Regions from separate parts of the Mus musculus genome. Here all the other regions are linked to region 1. The links are chromatin loops, found by intact Hi-C in ENCODE. Cell type or tissue: heart. All regions are shown on one strand. Region 1 has its middle 15 kb from the start of Rapgef1. Region 2 holds the start of Cfap77 (cilia and flagella associated protein 77). Region 3 overlaps Ntng2 (netrin G2).

Region 1 (8,000 bases):
TGCTTCTGCTCTACCCCGACTCCCCTGCTGAGACCACAGGCTAGCCTCAACGAAGAGAAGCTCTTGGAGTGAAAAAGTGACAGCTTGAACGGGAGTTAGGAGTTACCATCTTGTCTTTAGAATGGTCCTTCCTGATGCTCTTGGCTTTGTCGTCCACTACTCCACACTCTACATTAGGAAAGGCACGAAGCCCTGCCGGGTGTGAGGGGGTGCAGTTCTGGGTTCTCAGGTGGTTCCCAGGAAGAGTCTTGCACAAATTTTATACCATTTACGAAAGAGTTAGTGTAGACAAGGAACACAGATGTCCCTTCTTCATTAACCTAACTAAAAGGAGAATTCATGAGGCTAGCCTCTGGCATGTCTGTCTGTCCCTCCTTCGTTGCTTCATATGCTTATGTTTGTTTTGCCTGAATGTATGTCATGTGCATGCAGTACTTTTGGAGGCCAGAAGAGGATGTTAGATCTCCTGAGACTAGAGTTACAGTTGGTTGTGAGTCACCCTATGGGTGCTGGGTCTCTCCCTCTATCCCTCCCTCTTTCTTCCTTTCTTCCTTTCTTTCTTTCCTTCCTTCCTTCCTTCCTTCCTTCCTTCCTTCCTTCTTTCTTTCTTTCTTTCTTTCTTTCTTTCAGACTTATTTATTTTATTATATGTAAGTATACTGTAGCTGTCTTCAGACACACCAGAAGAGGGCGTCAGATCTTGTTATGGATGATTGTGAGCCACCATGTGGTTCCTGGGATTTGAACTCAGGACCTTCAGAAGAGCAGTCAGTGCTCTTACCTGCTGAGCCATCTCTCCAGCCCCATATATTATTTTTCTAATTTTGACTCTTAAATTTGTTATTTTTATTTCACACTTATGTATGTATGTGAGGGATTGGACCACAGATGAACATCATCTAGACTAGAAAAGGCATAGGAAGGCAGAGCTCCCAACTCCTGCCTGTGGCCATCGAAGTTACTGTCACCCAAGCCACTGAACTAGCCACAGTGCCTGAAGCCCCCTCCCCCACACCCTTTCAAGCAGTAGCCTGACTCTCTAAGTGAGACTGACCAGAGCCCCTGCTTGCTTTCTAACAGAGGAAAGCTGTGGGGTGGGAGGGAAGATCTGGGAAGGTTTCAGCTAGATGAGAGAAGAAATACCACCACCACATGATGATTCAGGAAGCTGTGCCAGGCTTTTGTTTTGGGGTTATGAAAAAGCCCACTGCCTCCTAGACAGGCCAGGCAGGCACAGGCAACTTTGGCCCAGAGTCTTACAAATCCCAGCCCTTACCCAACTCAAATAGCCTTAATGCTCTTGGGGTCTGCCTTTGCTACCAGATCTACTTTTTGCCTGTAAAGTTCACACCAGAACCTGCACCCATAAGTTCTCCCCTTAAATTAACATAGCTTTTGCTGCTTCCCTCATTACCAAAGGGAAGAAAATTGGGAGAACACAATCACCTTTCTCTGCAATGGTGAACCAGGAATTGTGGGTCACAGCAGGGAGGAGCCTGAGAGGCCACTTCTGGGTCTGGGAAGCAGTGACGGAAGCCAGTGTACTAGCGTTTCTTTTCTGTGGGCTCAGACTCCACGTGTGTTACCTCCCAAGGCCCTTCAGTGGTTCAAGTTCATGTCCTTATCACCTTCCTGTTCTACCCTGGCACAGCCAGCAGCATCGGGCCGTCATCACCTCTCCCTTCCTCCCTGGTCTTTTGCCTTCCATCTTAGTTTTAGATTTTGTTTGTTTAGCACACGTAAAAGCTGCATCATTTCAAGTTTACACCTTGTTCATTTTTCACAACTAAATAGCCACCTGTAAGAACAAAATCCAGAACAGCACCAGGGCTCCAAACCCACGTCAAGATTTCTGCAGATCCCTCCCAGTCAGAAAGAGCCATGCCTCAGCTGGCGGCAGCTTCTGTTCTCATCTCCAGACATGGGCTGGTTTGCTTGGTTTTAAACACCATGCAGTGGAAAGCTCGGGTCTGACACTTTGGGCTGGACAGTGTCTGTTATTACGTTGTTACTTTGTAACGGTTACGTTGTAACTGTTTCTCGCCTTTGTAATACTCCGTCACGTGAAATATACATGATTGTCACAATCTGTTCTGCCTTTCTTCCCTTGATGGCCATTTAGCTTGTTTTCAGGTTTAGACTGAGACAGAATAAGAGCAGCCTGCCTTCCCAGCTGCGATTTCTGCCTTCCCAAAACAGGCTGCTCCTTCCTAGATATCACACCTACTTGCTCAAAGCGTGTGAAGGGGCTTTCTACCAAGTCCACCTGTGTGGAAGGCCCCGGTCTAGCTGTCTCAGAACCACGTAAGTATTCCTCTTCTGTTCCTTGAAGAGCTAGACCAGGGACACTTACCTCCCTCTCTCCATGTCCCCTTCTCTTTTTCCAGTAAGGCCTCATTCTAGCCAATCTTAAATTGGACAAAAGAACTGAAGGCTGAGCCGGTAGCACCAGCCGCAGAGCTGGTGGGTGGCAAGGCTGTTGCTGCTGAAGCAGTCACAAGCCCTCTTGCATGAGTTTAATGTATGTGTTCATATATCCTCTTTCAGACTGTATATCTCAGGCTATCTCTGAATGCACTAAACAACCCAGGACAGCCATGGGGTTCTCATCTTCTGCCTCTGCTTCCGAGTGCTGACATCATCCACGTGCATGCCACCTGGTTTGTGCAATGCTGGGGATTGACTCTAGAAATTCATGCACCTTAGGCAAGCCCTCTACCGGCTAATTTACATCTCTTGCCATTCATTCAAATAAAACTTTGGGCCAGGCAGTGGTGGCACATGCCCTTCATCCTAGCATTTGGGAGGCAGAGACAGGTGGATCTACAGAGGCCAGCCTGATCTACAGAGTGAGTTCCAGGACAGCCAGGGCTACACAGAGAAACCCTGTCTTGAGAAAACAAAAATAACAACAAACCCCACTAAGTATAGGCTTTGCTAACTCCCCTGGCAGCTACCCCTTCTCCACCTCCTCCCAGTTCCTCAGTGTGTCTGACCCACTGTGTCTGCCTTGTGCAGCCTTCTGCTGAGACCATTTCTCCTGGGGCCCATGGGCATCTCTTTGTCCGTCTGTGCTCACTCCATGATCTCTATGGGCACAGCCTTCAGGGCTGCCTGGTCACTCCAGAGATGTCCACTTTGTATCTTTGGGTCATATAAGGGGGTTCTCTAAGCTCAGGCACCCCCGAGCCCAGGTGCTGTTGCAGTTGGCATTGTGGGCAGCTAGCCAGAGCCTTAACTGGGTCTAGGTTTTACCCATGCAAGGCTCCTGAGGCCAGTAATACTAGCTGGTGGAGCAGGGGTTCCAGGAGTGTCACTACACCCCAGAATAGTCCACTCGACACGGACACAGGGGGAGGGTTCAGGAGAGTTCTGGCAGGCTGCCTCCAGCTGTTGCACAGTGGGTGGGTGGCTCCGGAGAGGATTTTTTTACAGTAGATGTCCTGGATGACTGTCCAGAGAACTGAGAACTGAGAGGAGGCAGAGAATGGACCTCTGTCACTGTACTGTCATGAGAGAGCCTGCTCATACCCAGACAGGTAGAAGGGAAAGGATTCACTCTTCCAGGTGCAACCCCGTGTTTTCTGAGTAGCCGTGTCAGGTACACGCCTGCCTGTCCCTGGGCTTCAGTGTGCAAAGATGCTGTATGGGATTGTAAAGCAGATCTGGAAAGAATTGTGCATTTTTCTAACCCCGCCTCAGGGTTGCTTTTGCTCTTCTAAAAAAAAAAAAAAGGTGCACAATGCATTCAAGGACACCATCTTCTGCTTTTTCTACGTGGTCCTGACACACAACAGCATCCGTGGGCAAACACACACACACACACACACACACAGCAGTCAAGTCATCTGAATAAAGATTCTAGGATATTCCCTGACTTGCTGCCACCCAAGCCTCATTTCTAGTGCTGGGAGTACCCTATTGGCTGCTCCACTTTGTGGCTGACATCTGTTCTGGGCTAAAGGTCCTTGTGTGGTCCACATTCTGGATGATCCTAAGATCAAATTGGATGATGATGGTCAGTCCCCGTCCAGATGGGGCTGGCAGCTGGCCGAGTGAAGTGGGTGGAACCACTAGAGGGCAGCAGAGTCCACAGAAGCAATGTCCCACTGGGCTCGGTGCCAGGGCCCCTGGGAGAGGACCCAGGAGAATGTGCCTTTCATGTTTCTTGCTGAGTGGCCTGGAGTGCACCCAGACCCCACCTGGTGCCAGGGTGGGATCCAGAGAACCAGTCAGGGTCAGTTAGTGGCTTGATACTGGAAAAACCACTCAAACTCTCTGTGGATGGTTCTGCACTTTTAAAATAGCAATTATGGGTGGCTGGAGAGACAGTTCAGTAGTTAAGAACACTGCTCTTCCAGAGGTCTTGGATTCAATTACCAGCACCCACGTAGCAGCACACACCTGTAATTCCAGTTCCAAGGGATCTGATACCCTCACACAGGCATACATGTAGGCAAAATAACAACGCACATAAATAAAAATAAACAGAAAAAAAAAGAGCTGTAAACTAGCAATAACGCCACCCTCCTCCTGTTCTAGTAACTGTGTTAGTTAAGTTAGTTAACATGCCCAGTGAGCACTTATTCCAGGATGGACATTAGTGGCTTCCAGCACCTTCAACCCTTTCGTTCTGAGGAACCTAAGGTGTGGATGGAAGCAGGGTCGGTGCCTAACAGATGCCCTGCTCCTTGCTCTGTGCACTTCGCTCTTAGCATATTTTACTTCCAGTCGTGAGGACTTCTTGACTATTCGTGCTAGGCAGAGGCTCAAGCTGGCCAGACAGCAAGGGATAGAGGCAGTGAGGCCAGCCGACCTGCAGGGGTCATGACGAGGACCTCCAATGCATCCCACACAGTAGGGCCTCAAGCTCCCGGGAAGGGGCACTGGACAGCACTGGTCAGCCATCAGGAAAGTTGAGGCTTGCACACATGTGGCTTGGCTATGGTTCTCAGGACTAGTGATCTCCTAGTTGGCTTTATCTCGGAGGCTCCCTTCAGCTCTGTGGTGCACAGTGAGGAAGACAGGGCGTTCAATAGCAGCTTCTTCGAAGAGGCCTCAGTGGGCTGGAGTGGAAAGGATGGGAGAGGAAGATGGATCTGTGGGTGCCCAGTGCCCCTCCCTACTCCTGCTGAGCAGCCTTCCTAGACTCTGCAATTTTATTCTTAAAGGGGGAAAAAAAAGGTTCTGATGCTAAAATTAACACGACAACAAAAAAAAATTCTAAACCACCAGACTAGATAATTCCTAAGGCCCCTCCTTGTCCTAAATATTTTATGAAAACCATTCTGGAACCATTTATATTTTTAGATAGTGCATTCAATGTGTCTTTCCCCTTTTGGGCAAAGACTTTTTTTTCAACCTTTAAATGATTTTTCTCCAGCTTCAAGTGCTCCCCATATTATCTGTTATTTTGGGGGTTTGTTGTTGTTGTTGTTGTTGTTGTTGTTTCCTTCCTTCAGATTGTCCATTAAATCTTAATTTTGCCCTGCTTAGGGCTTTGATGACAACTTCAGCAGCTCCAACTGTCCCTCAGGTTCCTCTCCTAATCAGCACGGAACCTTCTCTTTGGGGTTTCTCTGCACGGCCACCACCGTCTCCCCAGGCCTTGTCTGCACCCAATCTGTGATGTTTCTCAAAGGAATCAACACTGAGAAGATCACGGGCATCCCAGAGACAGGTCACTGGAGCCCGAGGGAAGCGAGTTTGTTATTAACAAGTAAGAGAACAGAACTGATCCCGAGGCAAGAAAAGAAAGTGCAGGCTGCGAGACTGCATACCTTTTCATCTGATGTGGGTCTCCTTGCCCAGTGTCTCCTTCTGAGTGTAAAGATAAATTCATTTTATTTTAATAAATTCCACATTTTGAGCAGTTTCTGTGGTGTGTTAGGAAGGGTGAATTTTGACCCCAGTGTATCAGCAACCATAGTAAGCAGCATCCATTCTGCTGGGGTTAAAGTTTCATGAGGAGACACATTACTTTCCTGGTAAATACATCCCATCCCCTTCCATTCGGCCTGCAGTGAGACTCTGAAGGAGAGCTCACTGCTTTCTACAGACACCTGCTCCAACCTGTCCCCCTTCCTCTGCTGACTCTATGCCCACCAGAAAGAAGGAACTCATTTCTCTGCATGAGATCAGGTTAATCTATTAGCATCAGATGACCAGCTAACCATTAGTCGATCAATAAACCAATCCAGGAACACCCTTTCTCTCTAAGTGTTAAGATCATGGGCATGTTTGTAAAGGTATCACCCCCACCAAGTATCACCCCACAAACTCGTGTGAAAGAAATCCCAATTATAACCCTGTTGTGATGAAGGCACACACCTGTAACAGCATTTGGCAAGTGTAGGCAAGAGAGTCAGAAGTTCAAAGCCAGCCTCAGTTACACACCAGGTTTGAGGCTAGCCTGGACTACATGAGACCACAAACAAGGAACTAGGGAGGTGGCTCAGTTGGTAACGTTTCTGCTGCATAGGCACAAAGACCTAAGTCTGGATATCTAGCATACCTACATAAAACGCCAGAAGTGGTAATGACTGTATGAGATCTCAGTACTAGGACAGCAGAGACAGGCAGGTTCTTGGAGCTCACTGTCTGGTCAGCTGAGGTGGTGGACTGTAGAGTCACCGAGACCTATCTAGGCAAATAAAGCGGAGGGTGATTGAGGAAGATGCAGGAAGTCCGTCTCTGGGCTCACCATGTGCATGTGCACACGCACACGCACACGCACACACACACACACACACACACACACACTCTTGCATGTACATGAACACACACCGACCACAAAAGGCACTTACATACTACACACTAGCACATAGACTCACATTAAAGACAAACTCTGATAGCTTTGGCTTTTGGTTGCTCCAAGAATCCCAGCATGAACAATGAGAAAAGAGTTTGTTTGTTTGTTTGTTTGTTTGTTTGTTTAGAAACCCCAGATGTTCTGGATCTCACTATGTTTGCCTCGAACTCACAGAGCTCTGCCAGCCTCTGCCTTCTGAGTGCTGGGATTAAAGGTGTGCACCATCATGCCTAGCTGAGAAAAGAGTTTAGAATGAAATCTATATGGTGATCCTGGCCCCCAAGGTGTACTCTCTCTTGTCCCCCTTGGTTCTCTTCCTGTGCTCACCATCCTGATGCTGGATCCTTCCCAGCCCAGTACACAAACCCTTTCTACCACAAGCTCTCAGTTCCTCCCTAACCCTGTCTTTGTCTGGAGTTCACTCTTCACATTTCCCCCAAGAAACCACCATCACCATCCAGTCCTTCTCCCATGACCAGTACCCTGTGATGACAAACCTAGGAGTTCTCAGGTGTCCCTGGTTGGATTTGACTTGCCTACGTTGTTGTTGGTTTTGGTGATGGTGGTAGTGATGGTGGTGGTGGTGGTGTGTGTATATGTTACTGCAGATGTTACTGGGCAGAGACAGAAAAACCTTCAGAAGGTCTCTGTCCAGCACGGGTGTATGCAACAGCAGACTTTAGGAACTCCAGGCCTGGTACATGCTAATCAAGTGATCTACTGCCAGGATACACGACAGTCTTATATTTTGATGAGACCCCCTCTATGAGGCTCTGAGTGGTGCACACCTTCAGTCATCGATGCACACACCTGCCTCAGATGCAGGCAGGAGAATCAGGAGCTCAAGCCATCCTTGACTGCATGGCAAGTTCAAGTCCAGCCTAGGCTACATGAGACCCTGTCTAAAACAAAACCCCAAGCCAAAGCAAACAGACAAAATAAATGGGTAAGTAAACCCTCACAAATAAGAAACCCTTAGTGAGCTGGGGAAGATAGCGTGGTGACTAAAGTAAGAAGTCCAGGACCCAAGAATCCACAGTGCTGGGCACAGCAGCACACATCTGTAATCTAAGTCCTTCCACATGGAGATGAGGGGCAGAGACAGAAGAACCTTCAGGACGTCTCTGTCCAGCATGGGTGTATGCAACAGCAGACTTTAGGAAACACTGCTTCAAACATGGTGGAAGCT
Region 2 (8,000 bases), 550 kb after region 1:
TCATTACACACACGTTTGTTTAGTGGGGCACTCAGGCATCAGAGGCAAATGGATCTCTGAGTTCCAGGCCAGTTTGGCTTACACTGTGAGTTCCAAGCCAGTTAGGGCTACATAGCTCTCATAATCAGTAGACATAGTGAGGACCTGGCCCTGTCCGAAAGTGCCCTTGACAGTTAATGGTTGTTGGGGACCAGGAGGACTTTATGCCTTAGTGTCAGTCACCCCCACCCATGCTTAGGTCAGCAACCCTAATTGAATTCAGTGGGGCACAAAATAAGATCTGAAAGTGGAAGAGGGACTTGCTGACAAGAAGAGGGAGTTCAGCAATTGGGGAGAGGGAGAAGGAAAAGATATGAACAAAGCTCATTATACACATGCACAAAATTATTAAATGTTTTAAGAAAAATACCCTCAAAAGAAAATGCCCTTTATGCAGGGTGAAGTCTTTAGGGTTTCCAGCAGTTTGAATGAGAATAGCCTCACCTATTTAAACACTTGCCTTCCAGTTGGTGATGATGTTTGGAGAGGTCTAGAGGTGTAGGCCTAGATGAAGTAGGCCACTCACTGGGGTTTAAAAGCCTCCTGCTATTCCCAGTGTTCTTTCCCTCTCCCTCCTGTCCCCTCCCTCCCTTCATCCTGCATGATTGGGGAGTTCAGGATGTGAGGTGTCAGCAAACTTTTCCAGCCACCATGCCTGCCTGCCACAATGGACTGTATGCCTTTAGAACCATCCAAAGGATTGTAAATATGGGCAACATCCTCAGGTTTTTATTGAATCCACTGTATTCAGTTAAAATGACATGCATATGAGTATTTTCTTTCGTATATCTTTGTATGGCATGTATGCACCTGGTGCCTCTTGGAGGCCAGGATTACTGATGGTTGTGATGCATTAACTGGGTACTGGGAATTGAACCCAGGTCCTTGGCAAGAACAGCAAGTCTTCCTCAGTCCTGAACCATTTTTCTTGTCCCCCTGCCCCCCCCCCAATTTTTGACTTTCTGGTAGGATTGAATTTTTTTTAATTAAAAAAAAATTGTGTTGTAGGTTAATAGATCCTTAAGGATAATCTCAGATGCCATTTCCAACTGGGTCTTTATATTTGTTTATTTGGTATGTGTGTGTGTTCATGTGTGCCACAGCATTCTCGTGCAATTCGGGGGACAACTTGGAATGGGTGGGATCTCTTTTCACCATATGGGTCCTGAGAAACAAACTGGGTTGTCAGGCTTAGAGGCAGGTGCCTTCACACCCCGAGCCATCTCCCCGGCCTTATTTTCAGATATTCTTACTCAGTGAACCAAACCTGATGATCTTTTTCAGTTTCCCTCCATTTGATTCCAGAGTCAGACACTATTGATCTAATCCATATTTTTTTTTTCTTTCGAGGTGGGAGGAAGTGTCCAACAGGGAAACTGGCTTGGGACCACCCACTGAATTAGCATTGACCTCAAGCCTAAGAATGCATATTTCTATTGCAGTACGACTGTGTTAGTACCATATCCCAGAGAGAGAGAGAGAGAGAGAGAGAGAGAGAGAGAGAAGAAGAAGAAGAAGAAGAAGAAGAAGAAGAAGAAGAAGGAAGAAGGAAGAAGGAGGAGGAGGAAGAAGAAGAAGAAGAAGAAGAAGAAGAAGAAGAAGAAGAAAGGAAGGAAGAAGAAGGAGGAGGAGAAGGAGGAGGAGAAAGAAGAGGAGGAGGAGGAGGAAGAGAAGAAGAAGAGAAGAAGAAAAGAAGGAGAAAAGAAGAAGAAGAAAGGAAGGAAGAAGAAGGAGGAGGAGAAGGAGGAGGAGAAAGAAGAGGAGGAGGAGGAGGAAGAGAAGAAGAAGAGAAGAAGAAAAGAAGGAGAAAAGAAGAAGAGAAGAAAAGAAGGAGAAAAGAAGAAGAAAAGAAGAAGAGAAGAAGAAGAAAAGAAGGAGAAAAGAAGAGAAGAAGAAAAAAGGAGAAAAGAAGAAGAAAAGAAGGAGAAAAGAAGAAGAAAAGAAGAAAAGAAGAAGAAAAGGAGAAAAGAAGAAGAAAAGAAGAAGAAGGAGAAGGAGGAGGAGGAGGAGGAGGAGGAGGAGAAGAAGAAGAAGAAGAAGAAGAAGAAGAAGAAGAAGAAGGAAGAAGAAGAAGAAGAAGAAGAAGAAGAAGAAGAAGAAGAAGAAGAAGAAGAAGAAGAAGAAGAAGGAAGAAGAAGAAGAAGAAGAAGAAAAGATTCCCTTGGGAGGGAACTGTAACTAGAGTAGGGTAGTTAGAGGGTGGAAGCCAAGGATAAGTGATCCTCTAAAACCTCTTCTCTTTTAACACAACCTAGATTTGATTCTTGGGTTTTTCTATGTTGATTTGAGACAGGTCTAAAAGGTCTCTGTGGTTGCTAAGAATTTCTAGAAAGAAAACCGGAAGCTCTTGAGCTGTTGGCGTCTTGTCACCAAGGAGACGGGACGTTCCATTTTTCCGAAAGGGGTAGTGTAGACACTCTTCCCTCTCTCAGTCTGCTGCGAGGTGCCCAAATCACTCCGAAGAACTGGCGGGGTTTAAGCTTTGGACAGAGGCTCCGCAGGTGGGCGCGCTCTGCTCCGGAGCCTGCCTTGCCGCGAGGTGCACCCCAGGGTCCCCGTGGTGCAGCCCGGAGCGCGCGCTCGCTCGGGGCTGGAGTCCTCAGACAGCGCAGAACTCTGTGGGCTTTGCAGCCAAGGTCTAATCCCGGAGGCCCCTGGGATGCCTGATCCGGCGAAACCCGGGAAAGACCTCACGGCATGGAAAAAGAAGAAGCAGCCCGTGCATCGCACGGTCAGCCAGATCTGCCCGCCGCCCCGACGGCCGCTGACGGTGGTCGACATCCGTACGGGCATGGAGAACGAAAGGCTGGGGGTCGTGCGTGACTCCATGTTTCAGAACCCGCTCATCGTCAAGGTGAGCGCCTGGGCACGATCATCCCCTCCGCGGGCACCGACGCCGCCGATGGGTTCCAGCTGCTGAACTCTCGGGACCCGGGGCCCAGGGTTTGGGCGCAGTGTAGGAAACTTGCTCTGGGTGAAACAGGCCTCCTGGACCCTCTGCAGTCGTAGCCAGTCCAGGAACCTCAGTGTCCTCAAGTGGCACACGTTAGCGGGGTCTTTCCCCACTACTGGGAAAGACTATGGATAGGGCAATCTCTACCGGGCTCGTACCCACAGGGTGACAGACAGGTCTCAGGCACCCATCCATGCCCTTGCCACCCAAGATCCATCTTCCCCAGCACCTCTGGTCTACTATGCAGCAGGTGCTCTGGGACTGACTGTCGGGAAAGTATCACAACACCATCTTAAGTGTGCTGGGGGTGTGAGATTCAAAGCCCTCTAGGAGGCGTGGCTGGCACTTGCGTGGGAGCAGCGTTTATAGACAGATCACTTTCCCTTTCGGTGCTGGTCCTCCGCACTTTTGTCTGTTTTCCTGTCTGGCTAAAAACTACACTTGGGCCGGGCGTGGTGGGGCACGCCTTTAATCCCAGCACTTGGGAGGCAGAGGCAGGCGGATTTTTGAGTTCGATACCAGCCTGGTCTACAAAGTGAGCTCCAGGACAGCCAGGGCTATAGAAAAACCCTGTCTCGAAAAACAAAAACAAAAACAAAACCCAAAAAAAACCTACACGTGGCCGTGGCTCTGCCTCTTTAGGCGCCGGGAGACCGAAAAAGTAAAGTTGAAGTTTAGTGGCGCAAATTTATCTTGTGCCGCTAGAGGGCAGTGTGCTTCTAAAAATTGACCTCGGTTTCCAGGTTCCATAGAGGTATGGGCATGCTGATGGGTTCTTTGACTATAGGCAGACCTATATTGTTAGACCTTTCTGGGCTAATTAATGCTCCCAGGAGGACAGAAGCTAGATACAGGGAACCCATGAAGCAGCATCCTTAGCACTGGCCCCTCTGAGATGTTTCCACAGTGGAACAAGTTTTGCTTACTTCTTGGATTCCTGATCTTAGCAGGTACCTGGGACAGAGAGTTGGAATTCACTGCCTTAGGCCAAGGAGGAAATCAAGGCCTATCAGTGCCTATCAATGGGTGTCCTGATAAAATTCCAACAGTGCTTTTATCTATCTATCTATCTATCTATCTATCTCCCAAATGCTGCCCTCTCCCGACCCCTGTCCTCCCTCGAAGAGTTCCTCTCTCTTCCCCTCCCCTCTGAGAGGGCAGTCCCCCCTCCGTATCTCCCTGCCCTGGTGCATCAAGTCCAACATTGCTTTAATCAGGTGTCACTAGTGTGCAGCTCCTTATATGAGAGGAAGGGCATTATAGAGTCACTTCCACAGTGAATTCTTGTGTAACGTTCACTCCAGGTGGCACATATATAACTGCATGCACTTGTATATATATAGGCCACACATGTGTTATATATTGCTCACTATATGTTTAGCATTTGTATGTAGGTGTATAAACTACAATGTGTGTAAATACAATATGTGAATGCCGCCCCCCTTCCCCTTTGCCTTCTCCCTGGTTAATCAAGGGCAGCATTTGGCCTGTAGGTGGCGCTAACTTAACAGCCTCCAGGAGGAATTCCATCCTTGTTTCTAGAGCTGGAGTTTAGAATGATCATGTTTTTAAAAATATGAGTGATGATTGCTCCACCAGTGGGGTTCTGTTTTCAGGCTGTCCTGGTCCCTGGTGACCAATGGCAGGGGCCACATCCTGATGCGCTTTGGTGACAGGGCTTGGGACACTCTGGTACAAGTGGCACCAGGGGGCAGTCTTTTCCTCCAATTGTTTTTGGTGTTTGAAACTCAGCTAACTGTTAGGATGATGATGTCCGCATTCAGTATTTACCCCTTCCTGTAAGATCTTCCGTCAAAACTCAGCCTGTATAAAAGTTGCCAGAGAGAGAATGTGAAAAAGAAGCCAGCTTCTCCCTGTTGCAGATACTCCTTATAAACCAGTGCATGGGGAAATGTCTGCAAGGCTTTGACGCCAGTTTCTGACAGAGCTGGCTTAAAAGCCACGCCTAAAAGCCCAGCACAACTTTCTCTATGTGAAAAAACAAATTGAATTCTGAAACACGGGGTGGGGGAGACTTAAAGAAAATGGAAATATTACAAGTAGTTAGGGGTTTAGAACATCAAAAAATATGTATACAGTTCTGTCATTTTGATTGAGTTTGATTTATAGGTTCCTTTAAGGGGGTGCCAGTTTTGCTGGCCCCACTGTTGGGGTGAATAGCTTCCTCATCATGTGGGTGCTCTTGGGTCTGAGTGTCTTTGGGGAAATACTGGGAACTGAGGTGTATTTTAGCCTTGTCTGTTCCTGGGCCTAAAGAAGTACATCTCTATGAGAGGAATCCATCACCCTAGAAATATTGACTCTCCTCATGGATAGGTCCCATGATTGTTTGTTTCTTCTCCCTCCCCCCTCCTCTTCTTCCCCTTCCTCCCCCTCTTCCTCCTCTCCCTCCTCCTCTTCTTCTTCCTCTTTCATTTTCTACTTCAAATACAGAGACACTGGCTGAAGAAACCTAACCCCAGTATTTTCTACCCGTGGAATTTACCAGACTGTATCTGCATCAGTTATTCAAAACCATGACTTCATGAAGCCACGGCAACCAGAGGAAAAGGAGAAACCTCAGGTTTGCTAGCAGGTGTTTTATCTATAAACACTCAGCAGCTGGTCTCGTCCTGAAACCCAAGCCAACTGCTGATTTAATGGCAATTAATTGAGTCAAGATGGTGTTTTATGCAACCACAAAAAATAATGTAAATAGTTTTCATTGGCAAGGGCTTCTCCATTGTCAAGTGCTGTGCAGCCAGCCAGCTTTCCTTCCGCGAAACTCTCTGGGAAGCCTAAAATTAAATTGAGAAAGAACCCAGCTTCTCATTTCCCTAGAATCCTGAGACTCAACATAGAATCCTGCCACAATAGCCTTCGAGGCTCCCTCACAAAACCTGTCAGAGCATACCCTTCCCGCCGCAGCAACTTGGCTGATATCCTGTCAATACAATTACGGGGAGAGACGGCACAGTTTGCTCCACTGACAGCTTTGAGTCTTCTGTCGCCCCAGAGAGGCAGGCTGCAGTACAGGGGTGGGATTGACTGAATCCAGCACCCTCGGAACGTACAAATGATCAGGGCACCTGATTTTTTTCATAATTTATTACCGACTTTGTTTTTTTGTTCCTGTGGGGGTTTATGTCACAAATAAGAAGATCGTACATTTGTAAAATAAAGTCATAGAATCAAGCATTTGAGGCTAGTAGGAAGTTTGCTGACATCAAATGTATCTCCTTTTGGGAGGCTTAGGTAGGCCTTCAGCCAGGGCAAGGCACTCATCCTGGGGTGCTCATGTGTCCTGGTATCTGGTCTCCTGACTTACAATCTCATGTTATTTTGGCCACAAGCCATGACTAATTAATCAAGGGCCACCCAGGTTTGTCACATGCCATATAACAGGCAGTCGGAAGTGTTTACAAACGAATCAGATCCCAGCATCCTCTCAGTCAGCATCCCTGCAGAAGTGATCAATACTTTCTTAGGACTTGACAAGAGTCAAGAACTAACTTCTTAAGTGTTTATTAGATGCCTAGAGCCATCCTAAGCTGGGCCGGGGGGGGGGGGCATAGAAACAGGTTCAAAACTCAGCCCCTGCCCACAGGGACTTTACTTAGAGTTTAGCTGGAGAGATGAGATACACACATAGATACGAAGGTACACATAGAATCATACATACAGGCATAGAGGCACACAGAGATACAAACAGGTACACACACGTGACAAAACACAGGCACACATACAAAATAAGTCAAGCAATGTAACAGGTCACCTCCTCTTGAGTTTTTCAGTGAACTACAAGCCTAGAACATTCAGTTTTGGGGACAGGGAGCCTGAGGTCGGTCCATGTCATGGGTGAGGAGCCTGGAGAAGCCAGCCCTCTGTGGAAAGATGTGCCACCCCTGCGGAGATTCTGAGCATTAGGGGCTGTTCACTTCAACTCAAGTTCTAGTTCATAAGACTCGGGGCTGCGCTGAGTTATCATTACCAGCACGGGGAAGTGTTTATCCAGAGCAAGTGTGTTCAAATTGGATGCTCTACAAAGCCAGGCAGGCGCACCATGCCCACTAATAGCCTAACGCCTCTAATAAATATTAATGCTGGCGGGCATAAGCACAGAGACAGAGATGGGCATTAAGAAGGCAGACCGTCCAAAGCCGGTTGCACAAAGATACCCATGTTTTCATTACATGGTGGGAAAAGACTGTGTGTGGTTTGTCTGCCAAAGAGAATATGGCTGTGGTCGCTCGGGTCCTTTACATTCAATTACAGTGTAATAGGAGGAAATGAAATGTTAGAGACGAATTAAAAACTATCCTTGTGGTACAGCCTGGGCGAGATGCACTGCTGTGGTTTATCCATCCTTGTTTTCTCAGTTTCTCCCTCCCCCCTCCCCCCCTCCCCTCCCCTCCTCCCCTCTCCTCCTCCCCCTCCTCCTTCCACTCCCTCCTTTCCCTCTTCCCTCCTCATCCTTATCTTCTCCTCTTTCCCTCCTCCCTCTCCCAACTACTCATTCTTCTAGTCTCTAACTGCATGTGTATTTACATGTGTGCACACATGTGTTCATGTTTGTGTGTGTATGTGCAGAGGCCAGAAGTCAACTTCAGGTGTTTGTTTCTCAGAAGCCATCCACCTTGGGTTTTTGCTTTTTTTTTTTTTTTTAAGATTTATTTATTTTATTATATGTAAGTACACTGTAGCTATCTTCAGCCACACCAGAAGAGGGCGTCAGATCTCATTACGGGTGGTTGTGAGCCACCATGTGGTTGCTGGGAATTGAACTCAGGACCTCTGGAAGAGCAGTCAGTGCTCTTAACTGCTGAGCCACCTCTCCAGCCCCCTCCCCCACCTTGTTTTTTTGAGACAGGATTTTACTAGCCTAGAACTCATCAAGTAGGCTAAGCTGGCTGGCCAGGGAGCTCCAGAGAGCCACCCATCTCCACCGCCTGAGAGCCGGGATTACAAGCCACCTTGTGGGGTCTCTAGCCACCTTGTTTTTTAAAAA
Region 3 (8,000 bases), 390 kb after region 1:
GCCCCCCCCCCGACACTTTCTGGGGTTTCCTCATTTAGCCCTGCCCCAGGAAGATCCTTGTCCCATTACATAAATGGGAAACTGAGGCCTAGAGGTTAAGAAATGGATGGGGCTGGGTCTGACAGTACATGCCTTTAGTCCCAGTACTCAGGAGGCAAAGCAGGTTGATCTCTGAATTCCAGGCTATTGTGGGATACATAGAGAGTTCCAGAGCAGTCAGGGCTATGTAGAGAGACTTTGTCTTGAGAGACAGACAGACAGACAGACAGACAGACAGAGACAGAGAGAGAGACAGTGAGAGAGAGACAGTGAGAGAGAGAGACAGAGAGAGACAGAGAGAGAGAGACTGCATATACCCATCACAGGGCTAAGATAGAGGAAATAGAAACTCATAAGTGTTGGTGAAGACTTAGAACAACCTGCATGGCTGATGAGAAAGGGAATGCCCAGCTCTGCTGAGAACAGTATGATGATGCCTGAAAATGTTGAATTAACAGAATAACATGTGACCCAGTGGTTCTCCTTCTGATCCACCAAAAAGAACTTAAAGCAAGGACCTAACAGGTACCTATATACCATGTTACATCAGCAGGCTCACCATAGCCAGTGATGCAAACAGCCCAAGGGTGTTTTGGAAAATAGATAAATGCAAGGTAGTATAGACATGTGGTGGAATATTATTCAGTCTTATAAAAGGAAAGAGCAGTATGTGGTGGAGAACCTGTACAGTCCCTGCATTAGGAGATAAAGGAAGGATTCTGAGTTTAAGGTCAACCTGGGCTCTGTAGTGGGACCCTCTCTCTAAATGTGTGTGTGTGTGTGTGTGTGTGTGTGTGTGTGTGTGTGTGTGTTGAAATCACAGCTAAGTGATGGCGCACTTGCCTACCACCTGGATTCTATCCTCAGAACCACACAAAAATGAAAATGGAAAGATGGATGGATGGTGGACAGATGGGTATATGGATGGGTGGATGGATGGATGGATGGGAGGACAGATGGATGGATGGATGGGAGGACAGATGGATGCCGAATGTATGATAGATGGGCAAATGAACATATGGGTGGATGGGATGATAAGTAGACAGATAAATAGGTGAGTGGATAGATAGAGATGTAGGTGGGTGGATAGATAGAGAGGTAGGTGGGTAGATAGGTAGAGAGGTAGGTGAGTGGATAGATAGAGAGGTAGGTGGGTGGGTAGATAGCTGTGTATGTAGACAGATAGGTGGGTGGGTAAGTGGCTGGATAGCTGGCCTCCATATTGTACTGCCCAGGTAAAAGTCTGGTATGAGCCGTTAGAACAAGAGAACTAACCTGTTTGTCCTCCTTTCCACCTCTGAAGAATGGAGACAGGAGCTATGAGGTTTAAATGAGTCTGTCCCTAAAGGGAGTGTAGAAGTGCTCAGGCCTCTTGGGAGCAGGAGTCAGAACCAGCCATCATGGGCAACTAGAAGGAGTCCTGGGTTGCAGGGAGCCAAAAGGTTTTCTACCTGTATCCGTGGGCTCTTAGGAGGGCAGAGCATCTGAAGACTCCAAAAAAGTGTGTTCTTAGAGTTTGCATGTGAGGTCTGCTCAGGAAAGGGCCCACATGAAACTCATATTAAAAGGCCCCTGGCCCCCAAACTCCTGGCCAGTCTCTGGCCAGACAATCTGGTTTCTGTTTGACATCCTTTATTTATTTAGTGCATGCATTTGGTGTGCATGTGGTGTGATAAAAGACCCTGATAAAAAAAAATATCGTGAAAGAGAAGGGATTTATTTTAGCTCACAGGTCAAGGCTGCAGTCCATCATAGTGGGAAGTCAACAGAAACTTGGTCACATGACACCATAGTCAGGAATCAGAGAAAGATGAGTGTGTGCTGCTTAAGTAGTCCAAAATCCCTGCCCAAAGTGGTCCTGCCTGCAATCTAGACGGATCTTCTCCCATTAGCGATAATCCCTCCCGGGCATCCTCAAAGCTATTGCTAGCCTTGAGAATTGTCCAGGTGCAGGAGGCTCTAAGGGCTCAAGGACTCGGTGACAGTGGTTGAGATGTGGTGAGGGGGCACAAGAGGGGAGTGTAGCAGGCAGAGCTGGGTGGCAGAGGTCCCTGTAGCTAAAGGGAGCAGTGGTTTTAGTCTGAGGAAAGGTGAGGTGGGGCTGTGAGAAGGCCTGGCCTGGCCTGGCCTCCAATCTTAGTGACAAAGGCAAAGAAAGACTCAGAGAGCATGTGAGACCAAGCCCCATGGCAGCCATGACTGAGTCTGATGATGGAAGGTAGTCATGGAGTGGACCACCTCAGGACGGCTTCTGTGGGATGGAAAGAGTTAGTGGGAGTGAGCTGCGGAGGGCTTCTCACTCCTGGGTTTCTGACTTGAGGGGCCGTGTGGATAAGGATTTTAACTAGTCAAACAGGGACAGCTGAAGGAAGAAGTTCCTGAAGGGAATTTTAGAAACATATGTGTGCACATATCTGTGCGTCTGTGCATGTGTGTGCACATGTGTGGGAAGGAAACCTTCGATCTAGGGAAGGATCTTCCTGGGGAAGGCAAAACACAAAGGAGGTAGTTGCGGGTCCCAGAGAGAAGTGGCCCAAGGTGACTTCACTCTCTGAGAACCTGCAGGTTAGCTCATGTTGGTGCAGACTGTGCTGGGTTCAAGGGAAGCAGTCGCTGCAGCTGCAGGGACTGTCATCTGAGCACGGGAGGCTTTGTCTGGCTTCCTAATGGGTAACAAGATTTATCAGTGGGACTGCAGAGGTGATGTATATCAGGCACTTAATAGAAAAGGGCTTGCACAGAAGCCCAAATTTGATTTAGCCAATTAACTCAATTGCTGGCCATCCGCTCCAGGAGGAGCTGCAGCCCACATCTGTCCCCATTACCTTGGCATCACTCAGCCTTTCTGCTCACTGCAGGCCCCTCAGCCTGCAGTGTAACGTCCCCCTCCTCCACAGGCGCTCAAGTCTTGATTGACAGTGTTCTTTGGACCCAGTCTCAGGTCCCCCCAGCCCTGAGACTTGTGTCTCGCTGGTTTGCTTCAGCTCGCTGTGGTCATGGCCACAGATGTATTAATGCCCTACTGGCCGCTTGGGTCCTTCAGCTTCAATCCTGACTTTTCTCTTGCTTTAAGTCCAGATGGCCTGTCCCCAATATCACAGATCCCACCAAAGATGCAGACTTCCCACCCACCAGTGGCCCAAGGCCACAGATCATGGGTCTCATTAGCCTGGGTCCAAACTGGGACAGTGGTGGGAATTAACACAACCTTGAAGCCTACCCAGCCCTCCACCCAGCCACACCCCTCCCCCCTATAGACCTCATAAAAGAAGTGTCCTGATGGCCACTCTTCCTTCATCCCTCAGAGCGGTCACCTAGCCAGCCAGCGTAGAGTTGGAATCTGCCCTGTGATAACCAAAGGCCCATCAAAAATTTCTCCATCCGGGCAGTGGTGGCACAAGCCTTAAATCCCAGCACTTGGGAGGCAGAGGCAGGCGGATTTCTGAGTTCGCTATTCAGAGAAACCCTGTCTTGAAAAAAAAAAACAAAACAAAACAAAAAGAAAAAAGAAAAAAAAAGATTTTCCCCAAATAGAAGAGGAATGTTCCTCTCGGTGAGGGAGGAAGGCGCTGCCTGCTGCCTTAAAGCACTAGCTTTGCTTCCAACTTTGTTATCCTCAGGGTTAGAACCCGTAACTGTGGCCTTGCCTGACCTCCTGTGTGACAACATGTGGCCATTTGGGGAGAGAACTAGTTTTGGGGACCACTTATGCAGAACCCTTTCTGCAGTGAGTTGCTTCAGAAGACAGGATGAGCACTCCCCTGCTTCCCACACAGACACCCCACCCTGCTTCCCACACAGGCACCCCATTTGGGAGATGTATGATCCCCTTGGGGCTCAGTCTTTGTGGGGAGCCAGACCTGGGTCTCCATTCTGCCTATCTCCAGCACCCCTTGTTCCGTGCTCACCCAAACTCCCTGCAGCCTCCTCTTTGCCCCAAGGAGCAGGTGACATCACTCACTGGCTTGGGAGCTGACCTACATTTTGCAGCCCTCCCGTCTGGGAGTCGCTCCAACACCCGCTTCTCTTGCCCAGAGGAGAGAAGGGCCGGCTCACGATTTTTGTGACATACTGGTGCCAGGCTGGGGCCCAGATGGTGCCCCTACTGGTAACTCCTGGGCATCGCCTGCCCCTCCCTGCTGGGCAGGGCACGCTCAGGCCTGGCACAGGCCAGAGCCCCCGTGGTCCTCCATGTGGCTGTCAGACACCCAGCTGGGCCTGCCACGTGTCCTGAGAGCTAGGCTTGTCTGGTGTGTGCCTTCCCTGGGAGGTGAACCTGGCCCTGTCTTGGAAATGTTATGTTCTCCAGGGGCTGACTCGGGACCTGTCAGCTCCAGAGAAAAGACGAGGAAGGCAAGAGCACAGACACCCTGCAGTCTATGGGAGTCATCAGGGCTAGGTCTAGCAGGTGAGTGGGTGCACCCTACAGGAAGCTGAGGGGGCGGGGGGCACAGGTCAGAGCAGAGGGCATGTCTTGGCCACATGGTAAGCAAGGGTGGCAGGTGAAAAACAGAACATCTCAGGTCCGAGCTTTAGAGGAACAGAAATAGTGCTTAGTCTCTGGCGCGCAAATATGTGGACAGAAAGCATTCATTATTTATGTAAAATTCAAATACAACCTGGAATTCTGCATTTTTGTTGTTTTTAACACAGAATCCTCCTGTGTTGCCGAGGCTGGCTTCAAACCTTTGACTGAAGCCATCCTCTTAGATAGCAAGGAGACCAGGCATGCCTCATAGCTCGCAGCCAGCAACCAGCGTCTTCATTCCCTGTGTGTTCTTCCCAGAGGCTCGGGGCTCCATATAGAAGTGATTTCAAGAGATTAGAAGCTATGTCCTCCACCCTATAGGGGACCCTAGAGGCCTCAAGCCAGTCACATCTGCTTTGATGTCTGGCTGGCCACTGAGATATGGGGCTGTCCCTTGGGGCCACCGGGAAAGGCTGGAAAGTACAGCTTTCTCACCCCACTGGCCTTTGTGCTTGTTGGCTGTCAACCATAGCAAATGTTACTTTCCTGAGCCCAGCTATCTCCATAGACCTGCCTATTTTCTCCCATAGTAAGATCCTGCTGCTAGGTCCACAGACCACTGGCTACCCAGACACTGGCCACCATGTTCGCACAGCATTGGGACCTCTCCTCCCTCTCCGCTCCTACCCTCCTCCCTCTCCTGAGTAGCCAGGCAGTATGTTAGGCACTTAGGAAAATTTAATGACAAGACTGAAAATCCAAGGTCTGATCCAACCACTCCTTTCATAACTGAGACCCAGAGAAATAACTCTTCAAGGTCACACAGCAAATCAACCCCAAGGTCTGGACCAGAAGATAGTTGCTGCATCAGCATCGAGAGAGCGGCCCTCCTCCCCCTAACCCCTGTCATCCTAGTGGTGAGGACAGGTATGGCTGGCCCACCCCCACTGTCCCTTTCCTCATGATTAAATAATTTATTCTGATGGCTGAGCCTAGAAGAAGTTAGTAGAAGGGAAGGCAGCCTGGACCAAAGTTTTCTGGTGAACTGGTTTTCAAGGTCAGAATCGGTGAAGAGACCCTTGGGAGAAAAGATTCCTCCATAAAGGAGAACCATGTGAGCCAAGAGTGTAGCTGGGGACCTGGGCCACCCGCAGGGTCTGGACAAGAGCCCTGCCTGGAGGTCATGCTCAGAGAGGCCAGGCCTCACAACTCTTCCACAGCCCTCTGCTGCCCCCCAGAGACCTGAGTGCTGGCCTTGACCTATGGAGTCCCTGCCTTCTCACACAGGAGTGGGGCCTTGTGGGTATTCTCCGGATTTGGTTAATAATGCAGGTGCTGGTGGGTAGCAAGGCTTCGAGTTACTCACGTGCTTGCTTATTTATTTTCCTTACGTCATCTCCCAAGGGTCTCCTAGATTAGAAAAGGAAAATCACAGGACAAAGGCCTGAGCTGGGGGAAGAATGTGTCTGTGTCTGTGTCTGTGTCTGTGTCTGTGTCTGTGTCTGTGTCTGTGTCTGTGTCTGTGTCTGTGTCTGTGTCTGTGTCTGACTGTGACTGTGTCTGTGTCTGTGTCTGTGACTGTGTCTGTGTCTGTGCCTGTGCCTGTGCCTGTGCCTGTGTCTGTGTCTGTGTCTGTGTCTGTGTCTGTGTCTGTGTCTGTGCCTGTGTCTGTGTCTGTGTCTGTGTCTGTGTCTGTGTCTGTGTCTGTGACTGGGATGGGGTGGGGCAGATGCACTTCTGGGAGCTTGTGTCTGTCTGAGAGCCAATTAGACCTCGGGCCACAGCCCAGATGTCTGGTCTCCCTGATAACCCAGACATAAAGGGAATCTGTGTTCCCATCATACAGATGCTCAAACGGAAACCCAGACGGACTGATAACGTATGCACCTGGGCTGAGCAGAAGCCCTGCCCACTGCTGTGCGTCCCCCCCATGTCTACCTTGACTCTAAGGCATTGGGAGATCAGCCATGGAGAGCAGCTGCGGGTCTAGCTGATGTTTGGACTCCAGCCTGGTACCATGTACCACTGTGGGAGGGCTCTCAGAACTTCTTTCCAGGCCTCAGTTTCCCCATCTGCATATTTGGGTGGAAATAGGTTGCAAGAGCTTATAGGGTGGTTCTCACACAAAGTGGGAGCTTCAGGGCCAGCTGTCTTTGAAGGCTGGAGAGAAGGAGGCTCTGATGGAGCAGACGTTGCCAGCGAGCCTATTCTGGGGTCGCCGTCACTCCCCTGACCCACCCACATGCACTCTGTCCATTCACTGGCCTAAGCTCTGCTGGATGGAGTTCACCTACCGGAAATGCATGCACCCATTTAAAGTGGGCTTCAGTGCCCCTAACAACTCATAGAGGTCTAGAGAAAAACAGGTTTGGGGGCTGGAGAGATGGCTCAGTGGTTAAGAGCACTGACTGCTCTTCCAGAGGTCCTGAATTCAATTCCCAGCAACCACATGGTGGCTCACAACCATCTGTAATGGGATCCAATGCCCTCTTCTGGTGTGTCTGAAGACAGTTACAGTGTATTCATATAAAATAAATAAATCTAGGGGAAAAAAAGTAGAAAATCCATAGCCGGCTGGTGAGGTGGCACCTGCCATGCCTAACAATGAGACTTCCATCCCTGGGTTGCACATGGCTAAAGGAGAAAACTGACTTTTGAAAGCTGTTCTCTGGCCTCCACACATGCTCCGTGACCTCCACATATATGCCGTAGCATTTGCACACACAAAATAAATAAATGTAATGTTAAAGTTTTCAACCTCAGCTACATAGGGAGTTTGAGGCTAGCCTGGGTTATATGAGACCATCAAAAAGAACACTCAGTCAGGCAGTGGTGGCACACGCCTTTGATCCCAGGACTCAGGAGGCAGAGGCAGGCTGATCTCTGAGTTGGAACAATTACAGGACAGAGAAACTCTGGAAAAAAACAAAAAAGAAAAAAGAAACAACTCCCCCCATAAGGTCTCTCTACATAGACCGGCTGGACTGAAACTCACTATGTAACTATGTAGCCCAGGCTGACCTAGAACACAGTGTGTGCCAGCACACCTGAAAATTTTAGGACATTGTACTGGCTGGTTTTGTGTGTCAACTTGACACAGGCTGGAGTTATCACAGAGTAAGGAGCTTCAGTTGGGGAAGTACCTCCATGAGATCCAACTGTAAGGCATTTTCTCAACTAGTGATCAAGGGGGAAAGGCCCCTTGTGGGTGGTGCCATCTCTGGGCTGGTAGTCTTGGGTTCTATAAGACAGCAGGCTGAGCAAGCCAGGGGAAGCAAGCCAGTAAGTAACATCCCTCCATGGCCTCTGCATCAGCTCCTGCTTTCTGACCTGCTTGAGTTCCATTCCTGACTTTCTTGGTGATGAGCAGCAATCTGGAAATGTAAGCTGAATAAACCCTTTCCTCCCCAACTTGCTTCTTGGTTTGTGCAGGAATAGAAACCCTTACTAAGACAGACATCTTCACCACCTAGGAGGAAATACTGCTGCCCCA

Evidence for each region. Peaks named below come from ENCODE experiments on the same cell type or tissue, not always from the same donor. Only the 100,000 strongest peaks of a DNase experiment are listed, where the experiment ranks them.
Region 2: a loop joins it to region 1, with 7 times the contacts of the local background. A loop is called at or near these places in 2 of 42 quality-filtered maps.
Region 3: it touches region 1 in a loop (4-fold over the local background); 14 of 42 quality-filtered maps call a loop at or near these places.

Annotation. Positions count from the first base shown.
Region 1 is chr2:29,600,234-29,608,233 of GRCm38, reverse strand. No RefSeq gene overlaps it. Among named protein-coding and RNA genes, the nearest start is that of Rapgef1, 15 kb to the left of the region's middle. In heart, a CTCF peak has its summit at 4,077 (motif pointing right); a DNase peak (open chromatin) is centred at 4,083; H3K27ac peaks cover 646 bases; H3K27me3 peaks cover 1,666 bases.
Region 2 is chr2:29,049,707-29,057,706 of GRCm38, reverse strand. Cfap77 (cilia and flagella associated protein 77) reads left to right here and starts at 2,641. Exons shown (of 6, transcript NM_001166705.1): 1 at 2,641-2,893. The coding sequence starts at 2,699. In heart, CTCF peaks have their summits at 3,685 (motif pointing right) and 4,512 (motif pointing right); DNase peaks (open chromatin) are centred at 2,606, 3,256, 3,466 and 4,576; H3K4me3 peaks cover 1,415 bases; H3K27ac peaks cover 702 bases; H3K27me3 peaks cover 2,003 bases.
Region 3 is chr2:29,214,229-29,222,228 of GRCm38, reverse strand. The region is part of intron 2 of Ntng2 (netrin G2); the gene reads left to right. Among named protein-coding and RNA genes, the nearest start is that of Ntng2, 30 kb to the left of the region's middle. In heart, CTCF peaks have their summits at 4,138 and 5,735 (motif pointing left); DNase peaks (open chromatin) are centred at 4,078 and 5,708; H3K27ac peaks cover 591 bases.